Linked DNA regions of Homo sapiens: region 1 is linked to region 2. The links are chromatin contacts, found by Hi-C or POLR2A ChIA-PET in ENCODE. All regions are on one chromosome and are shown on one strand. Each heading gives the region's core, a stretch centred on a gene start or an enhancer-like site at or near the end of the contact. The rest is flanking DNA. Distances are from core to core; before and after follow the strand shown. Region 1 holds the start of RAMACL (RNA guanine-7 methyltransferase activating subunit like). Region 2 overlaps RPS6KA2 (ribosomal protein S6 kinase A2).

Region 1 (4,243 bases), core at 1,449-3,948, 46 kb after region 2:
TAAAATGTATTTTATAGCTCTGGTAGGCCAGGTGTGCAACGAAACAAGGTTAATAAATTTAAAATGCCTTGGTGTGTTTTGCTCCTTTCTTAGTCTGCCTGAGCTGCCATAACAAAGTACTATGGATTGGGTGGCTTACAAAACAGACATTTATTTCCCATAGTTCTGGAAGCTGGAAGTCCAAGACCAAGGTGCCAGCCATTTGGTCCTGGTGAGGGCCCAATTCCTGGCTCACAGGCAGCTGCTTCTTGCAGCGCCCTTTCGTGGTGGAGCAAGAGCTCTGGTCTCTCTTCCTCTTCCTCTGAGGACACTACTCCCATCGAATCAGGGCCCCAGGCTTAGGACCTCACTTCACCTTCATTACTTCCTTACAGGCCCTTTCTCCACATAGAATCACACTGGGGGTTGGAGCTTCCAAATGTGAACATGGAGGGATACAATTGAGTCCATTAACATTCCATCCCTTATTTGTAGTAACAGCATGACCATACTCAGTGATGACAGGGACACTCTAAATGTCAACATTTACATCTTACAACACTTTTTATAGCTCTATTAGGCCAGTTATGTCATGACATCACAATTAATAAATGAAAAATGCCTGGGCATTCTGGGGATACTCAGCAGCTCTCCAGATGTTAAGGAAACTCAGTATACCCCAATCTGGTCATTTCTATCTGTGATTGTGATCTTTTGCACTTTATTTTATAGTAATTTTAACTGAAATTTTTAACGGAAACAAAGGAGCTACGCTGTCATGCCAAGTTTTCAGTAAATACGTTGAGGAGCTGTGAGCTCAGAAAGCGTTCCAATAGAATTCATTTCTCATGGAGAGACCATGATTGATCTATTTGAAATGCAATATTGGTCCAGAAACTCAGAAACATTTGGTGGAACTCAGGGTTTACAATAACAACATTAGCTAAAGATTCAATCTGGACCTATTTTAAGATCCCGAGGGGGTGGCACATTGGTGTGTCATTCCCAAGATGTCTCAAAACACACAGCAGATTTCTGCTGTAGCAACTAGTGTGAGAAAACCCGAGAGCTTCTTGGTCATCTTTGCACCTCTGAGTGCTGAGCACACGTGTGGTGACGATGTTGCTACAACGATGTGGGGTGCAGGAAGCTCGAGTTTCAAAAGAAGATCATAAGTAACACATTTTTCCTTCTAGCCAGAATGCCCTGAAATACATGAAAAAAGATGCAGCTCTGGCTACGTGAAAAAGAGGTAGTGAGTGACTCGGGGCTGGGAAACGAAGCCGTCCTCGCTGGGATGGACTTTCAGTCTCACATCTTCAGCAACTTTAGCTTCTTCATTATGACTTTTTTTCTCTTGAAGATTAAGGAATCGAGGATTGCTGACATGTCTGTATTGATTAGTTATGGTTCTCCACTATGTTTACTGCCATCCTAATTACAGAACCTAATTTTCACATTTACTTATAATTGTGTGCAATTGTCCAGGCTGATCTTTTAAGGTTAAAGAGAAAATCTCAAACATGACATCAAACAAGTCTTTTTTTTTTTTTTTTTTTTTCCTTATTTTACAGCTTTATTACTGATTTCCCTCTAAAAAGAGACTCAAGTGTGGAGCTGACTCATCTATAGATTAAGGAATCACAAAGTACCATAGTCACTTAACAAATGCAAAAAAAAAAAAAAGCAATTGTTTTACCTTTCAACTGCTGATGTTATGTACAATCTATCACAAAAAGCATAGCTGTGCATTCATGAGCTGATTATATCAACCTCTAGAATTTTAGAAACGAGCACATCTAAGCATATGGATACTCTCTTACCTTACAAAGTAAAAGCATTTTCTATTTTAAAATTTTTATTTCTGTGTAAAACAAAGAATTCCTAGAGGTCAAATAATATACCAAACTTAAAGCACTATTAAGTCATGAAACAAAGAAGATTCTGAGGTAGAAGTCAAGCAATATAATCCACAGTTTCAGGTATTCCCAGCAACCATCGCATTTCGCAAGTAAGATCTATTTTTTTTAAAGTCTCAACTTCCAAAAAATCAATAATCCATTCTGTAAAATCAGATGTAAAACTATGACCAACAGAAGACACCCAAACTTTTCTCATGGTAACAGAGTAAATGCTTTTACTAAAAGCTGCCAACATTTCTATCAGTAGTAACCGTAAGGAGGCCGCTGGTTGTAACCATAATGTCCATATTGCTGGGGATAGTAAGGTTCTTGTCTGTGTTGCGGGTAGTTGTTACCCCAGGATCGTCCATGCCACTGATTGGATCGATTGTCACTTGGCCACCCCCATCTGTTGTCCCTGCCTCTGAACTGTCTGTTGTCTTGCAACCGATTGCCTCTGTTTCTTTGGTTCCCACCAGCTCTGCTATTCCATTCCTCAACAATTGGAGGAGACTCAGGAGGGCGTTTCAGGTATTCCTGATACTCCTTGTCATTTTCTGTGAATCTACTAGCAAACATCTCTTCAAAATTTGGAACAGCTTCGGCAGTGTCAGTCATTCTGAAAATCCCAAAGGTTTGAGGCAGCTGTATTGCTTAATGTTTAGGTTGTTTAAATCCGCCAAGGGCTATGTCTATCCAGCTCAGGCCGAACCCCGCCGGCGAGACACTGAGAAGCCCAGGAGAGGTGGCCTCTGGTCCACTACACCGTGGAACTCCAGACCACTCCAGTTCTCCAATGTAACCGAGCGCCTTCCTCTCCAAACAAGTCTTTTAATAAGGCCCATGAACTAGTCCATATATATACCAGAGGAGGAAAGAAAAAGAATGACCACAGTTTATTCTGAAGACATGACAAAGGTAACACACATCAGTTATACACAAAGTCAAATTTCAGCATTACCTCCAGGGCAGAGGGAGCCAACAGCTTTCAGAAATCTCTGCTCCTGCCATAGACTGGGGCTCCCCTCAGCTGCCTCCCAGTGGGGACTACATTACCCAGCCCTCCTTGCAGGCAGGTGTGGTCATGTGACTAGCCCTGGCCAATGGAGTGTGTCTGGATGGTGTACCTTAAAGAAGCAGGTGCTTCTTTCATAGTCTCTTTCCCCCCACAGCTAACTGCAGGCCCTTAGGGCTGGTGGAGCTACAAAGAAGAAGCCTGGGTCCCCCAAATCCCCATGTGGAAGCAAAGTGGCCAGTCATCAGGAACCCTGACATTAGACTAACACATAAGGAAGAAATAATTTTTCTTTTATGAACTCAGGGAAATATTTTCCTGAAACACAAGAGTGCACAGTCCAGAGACCCTGGGTCAGAGCCCTACAGGCCCAAGAAAGGCTTGGTTGGACACTGGCATGGGACAGAGGGAGGCAAGAAAGATGAGATAAGCACAGACTAGAGATTCGTATCTGCTTTTCATAAGTACAAGAGAAATGTACCATCAAAATCAGTTCTAATCACCGTCACTCTAATTGTGTGGCATCAGACAAGCTCCTCACCCGTCCTTGGCCTCAGTTCCCTCCTATGTAGAATGAGGGGGTCCTACCTGGATTAGTGGTTGTGAGAAATAAATGAACCCACGCATGTAAAACTCCCAGAACAGTACCTGGCATAGAGTGGGTTCTCAAAAATAACACTTTAGTTCTTCCTGAATATCTCATGCAGTGATATAACATCTTTCTTGAACGAGTCTGCCCTTTTTGAAGTCTGCCATTGGAAAAAAAAAAGCAAACCAGCATAAAATAAATATTATATATATATATACACACACAAAAATGTAAAATATATAAGTGGATTCAGAAGTAGAAGATGAAGGGCCCACGTCTCTGAAAAGCCACAGCTGAAGGCGCTGAAACTAGCCGTCTGGCCTCACTAGCACAGTGGGTAGAGTCTGACTTCCTGCTGGCTGCTGTCATTCATGGCAGGACTTTCCGGGACTGTGCGCTCTCTGCCCTGTGGGGAAGAACCCCGAGGAGGTGAGAGTGAGACCCTGCGCCCTCCTCACTCACTCAGGTTCCAGCCACAACAGTGAATTTATTTTGTTTTTTATCTGTTTGGCTTATCACATCTGAATGCAAAATATGCAGCATAAAATGAATGAAAATTGAGACCCCAGTGATGGTTAGAGAATTCTCGTATCATGAACTAAAAGTGAACTTCTTTCCAAGAAACAGGGGACCTTCGTTTTGCTCCCCAATGTACACACTGTGCTGGGGTCTGAAGTAAACAAGGCAGGAGCTCAGCTCCATCCCAGGGCCCTCACCCTCCACTGCTCCCTGAGTGTGGTTTAAAAAGAGGAACAAGGA
Region 2 (4,405 bases), core at 1,174-3,673:
ACCTTCAGCAGCTCAAACTGGGAAGGATCTGCCTTCTCAAAGCCCTCCTTCACATGATGGCTGATGTCTATCTCCTTCACGACGCCTTCTTCCTGCAAGAGAGCGGCACGGGTGAGAAACACACCGCGAGGAGTCCCTCAGAGCCGCTCACAGCTTCCTCCTCCCCTGAGTTTACCACGAGCTGGGTCTGTTACAGATTTTAGCGCTGGAGTTTGAAAGTGGAGACACCATTTAGTTGTGTTTTTTTCTTTTTTTTTTCTTAAGACGGAGTCTCACTCTGTCTCCCAGGCTGGAGTGCAGTGGCTGGATCTCGGCTCACTGCAACCTCCACCTCCCAGGTTCAAGTGATTCTCTTGCCTCAGCCTCCTGCCACCATGCCCACCTAATTTTTGTATTTTTGTATTTTTAATAGAGACGAGATTTCACCATGTTGGCCAGGATGGTCTCGATCTCCTGACCTCGCGATCCACCTGCCTCGGCCTCCCAAAGTGCTGGGGTTACAGGCGTGAGCCACCCCGCCCGGCCCATTTAGTTTTATGGAATCAACTTGGTGATGTGTGTGGTTATTGTGTGCACCCTGTGGGCCTTCATGGTTTCTTTTCTCCATGGACTTTTGTCATTTGGTCTTACCAAGGCCTCCGAAAAATCTAAGGGTACTCTCAATGAAATCCATTCTGCTCTTTAACAGTCTGGGCAGAAGTTCTGGTACGATGAATATAGCAACTATGGAACAAAATGACAGCAAAAGCATATTGACGGGTTCCTAGATGGAGAAGTGGTCTGGAAAATGCAGACGGCTTGTCCTCCTTCTCCTTCTGATTCACGCTATCCCTGGTATGTTTGTCAAAGCTAATGTAAAGAACACGTCATTGCCATCCTATAGATTATATTTCAGAAGAAGCAGTCAGGTAAGATTTGCCACCAGCCCAGAAAGCAAGATTTCCCTGTAGGAGAAAGAGTCTATAAGTGAAAACACTGACAGAAAACACTACAAATTTTCATCCCAGAGCTTCCTGTCCCCAGAGTCACATGACTTCCCTTGTAAAGGGGTAGGCCATCTGCCCAAGTGCCAGGCCCTGGAAATGGAACACTGGAAAGGAGGTGTTTCTCCCAACATGAGACATTCGAGCCCAACTGTTCCTTGAATTTATCTCTGCATTTCTCTGAGATTTCTGTTCCACTATCTATACATTCGTACACCCCTTTCTACAGTTTTAGCTCGGGGTGAGGGGCTGAAAAACTTCAGAAACTGCTGGCTAAAATGCGCATCCAAAAACAGCAACCAGGAATTGTATGCATAGTGTGCTCTGGGAACCAGGGGCCTCTCATTCCTCATTGCTTCTTTTCATGAAGAAACTGTGAAGTGGAGATTTTCTCCTGAGACTCAGATTACACATTAATAGCTGGAAGTGATAGAGGTGGGCTTCTCATCAAGGACTGACTTCGAAGCCAAGTACTTCCACCCTCTGTTTTACTCTAAGAGTGAAGACTTCCAAATGAAATCACAATAGCAATAACGTACATGACGATGTTTGAAAAATTCAGTTTCTCAAAACGGTTACTTATAAATCTTGCTATTTTACCTCCATGTCACAAATAGAGGCACATGTAAAAGCAGATAAGGTGTCTGAGCCGTGGAAACTCACAGCGGATTAGAGGCCTATGCAGTTATCCATGGCTTTTCCATTCTCAGTTAAAGGAAACACTTTCGTCTCCATATCTTCAAGGATGATTTGCTATTTTTGTAAAAACAGTGGTTTTTTTTTGTTTGTTTGGGAAAACAATGAGTATAGCCAAAATTGACTCTGTTTAATCCATCCTGAAGTTCATATGAGTGCAGTTGGAAGATACAGAATTACAATTTTGTTGCTTCATAATTACTTCTTGAATGAGTAAGTAAAAATGCTAGAGGCACAGCCCAGCCAATGGGCATTATATTTAGATGCTAATTTGTGAGGGGACATCACATTTTAAGCCCTTCCTCCCTTCACAGCACAGGCTTACTAGAATTGCAGGACCATGCTAGCCACCCGAGACTGTGCAGCTTTTGTGGTGAAATCTCCTGGTTTATGGAAAGGGACAGAAAAAAATGAGGCCCTCAGGGATCCACGTGTGTCACTGCCTGTGAGAACCACTACCTTCCACGCGGCTGCTGGAGGTGGCTTCCTGCACAAAAAACAAAGGCAGGAGCCCAAGTTCAAAAAAATTCATCATGGAAACATGTATGCTATCTTTTCCCGTCATTGACCTACGAAAGGAAGAAAGAAATTGCAGACGATTTGTCATTTAAAGAACAACAAAATACTCCTCTTCTGTTACTAAAACACTGTCCTCGCAATGGGTCCATTAACATCCTCTACCTACAGGACTAGCACGCGCATGAGTCATCCAAACCCCAGCCTCCCTCCCAAAATAGCTCCCATCATGCAGCTGTGTTAATGCGACGCCCACACTATGAAAAAAGGAATCACCACCAAAGCACACCCTTCTGTGACTTCATTTTGGTAACGAGAGCATGGCAACGGCCACACTGCAGAACAGAAAGTAAAATTCAACACCGCCCAGAGGTGTGGGGCAGGCGAGGCACGAGCTGGCCAGGGAGGCTTCACACTGCAGCCACCACCCTTTCCTGGGGCACGTTTCCCAGCCCTTGTGTATGTTTCCTAAAGATTTCCAGTTCCTTCCTTTTTCTTCAGCAGCTCTTTGTGGAGGGTCTGAGACCCACAGCTGTGGTGAATGAGCTCATGCAGTCCCATGGGTCCTGGTCCCCTTCACTGCCTTTGTGGGACATGCCTTTGTGGGACTAGGCTCTGAAGCGAGAGTGACAGCATCCGGGCTACTTGGATGCCACCTGGCCATGGACGCTGGCACCTCAGAATTCCCATGGGTGTTCCCCTGCTCCCAGTCAGCCCGTTTTTTAGGCTGGCTTCACGCCTTCCTCAGCACTTCCAAATTGCCATCCCCTGTTGCCTCCCGCCTCCCCGGTCCATGCCACACCCCCACCTCCGTTGCAGAAGTTCACCTTCTTTAGTCATTTCTGTAACGTTTCGAATCAAAGCCTTCGACGCAGATATCTCATAACATTTCAAATTTTGTGCAGATTCTTTCTGTCAAAGTATTGAGAGCAAATGTACCTGAAGTACACACATAATTTCATCTCCTAAAATGACATGAAAAACGCCAGCTTTCTTCCCTAATAATATTGCGATAGAGTTCACTTCTCATTTCAAATCAGTAAGGTTTTTAACCGCAAAGCATCTGAGGCGTCAATGGAAAAAAATCCCCAAGAGCATCACCTTTCAGACTTCAGAGTTCTGCCTTCACAGTGACATTTTAGCTTGAACTTGCTGGAGGATGCTTAACTTTCTTTTTCACTTTCCCCAAAACGAAAACAAAACAAAACAAACAAAGATCTGGTGTTCCATGGACTCGGCGCGCACTCTGGGGTCTGTGTGAATAGGAAACAGCCAGATGAAGCCCCAGCACCATACTCCCGGGCACTGCTGATAACGACCCTCTCTGGACAGCCCTGGTTTCTGGATCCCTTCATGACAACCACCCTAAGGGGCAACTAGCATGAAAATGTTACTCACATTTCATTTTGAAATATGTGCCTTTTCTGTTTTATGAAGCAGGTAATTTTATCTAGAGCTTGATGAGGATTTGCATGCAATGCCTTAGGAAGATCAAGTCTGTTCCTGAATCGGCTGCATCCATGGCAGGAGCATGTGGTTTCCAGCACAGCTACTGTAAACAGTATTTTTAAAGCTAACTTGAGAGCTTTGGGAGGAGGAGCTGGGACGGTGATCAGGTGCTAGCTCCATAAGCAACAATTCCAAACATTTTGTAACGTAAGAAAGAAAAACTAGAGGTATAAACTGTTTAAATGATGTTTGAATGTGACAAATTGTGACAAGGAATTTTTAAAATTCCTGCAGAACTGCACTCAAAATTCCAATGACTGCAGGAAGTCCCGGGCAGGTATTTCAGCAGCTGCTGGGAGCGGCTGGGAAGTGGGAGTGACAGGGAGAAAGATGAGGGCGGTTGGCCACTGGCTCTGCATGCCTCTCTCTGGGCCAAAGTCGCCTTCTTAGGTCATTTCCTCTGCTCTGAATCACCTGCTCTTCATGTCATTAAAGGGATAATATTTATAAAAAGTGCAAATTAAAAGTTGTGGAATATTAATGATAAGGACATAGGAAACAAAATAGGCAAGGGTTCACCTCATTTCCAAAAAAGGAGAGAGGTCATTCTATAAATCGCAGATTCACATGTAGGATATTAATTTCCAGAATAATAACAGAATATATTATTACACAGGTGGTTTATGAAAATGTGGAAAAGAACGTATCTCCAACTCACAGGTCCCATCAAGCCAGCACTGTTCTGCTGCTGACGGCATGAA

The links. A loop is a pair of places that touch in the nucleus more often than their neighbours do. ChIA-PET counts read pairs that join two places held with the same protein, here RNA polymerase II (POLR2A). Pooled maps may share reads with other maps.
Region 1: a map with no recorded cell type shows a loop between it and region 2 (6-fold over the local background). The contact joins the promoter of RAMACL here to the enhancer-like site in region 2. A Hi-C loop is called at or near these places in 6 of 168 maps with a recorded cell type or tissue (PC-3, aorta, ascending aorta and 3 more), 18 of 37 single-sample maps with no recorded cell type and 18 of 50 pooled maps. POLR2A ChIA-PET finds 5 or more read pairs at or near these places in 7 of 52 experiments (A549, B cell, MCF 10A and 4 more).

The regions. Positions count from the first base shown.
Region 1 is chr6:166,583,980-166,588,222 of GRCh38, forward strand. It overlaps RAMACL (RNA guanine-7 methyltransferase activating subunit like), which reads right to left and starts at 2,699. Exons shown (of 1, transcript NM_001395999.1): 1 at 1-2,699. The coding sequence starts at 2,498. The coding sequence ends at 2,142. All of the region lies in intron 1 of RPS6KA2 (ribosomal protein S6 kinase A2), which reads right to left. RefSeq lists a silencer at 2,902-3,041.
Region 2 is chr6:166,538,693-166,543,097 of GRCh38, forward strand. RPS6KA2 (ribosomal protein S6 kinase A2) reads right to left here. Exons shown (of 21, transcript NM_021135.6): 2 at 1-92. Among named protein-coding and RNA genes, the nearest start is that of MIR1913, 31 kb to the left of the region's middle. RefSeq lists enhancers at 2,538-2,657, 3,248-3,467, 3,638-4,238. Within about 2 kb of position 2,424, at least 8 of the 41 ENCODE cell types and tissues checked have a DNase peak (open chromatin) inside an H3K27ac peak, as active enhancers do; they include B cell, where a contact is called at or near this core.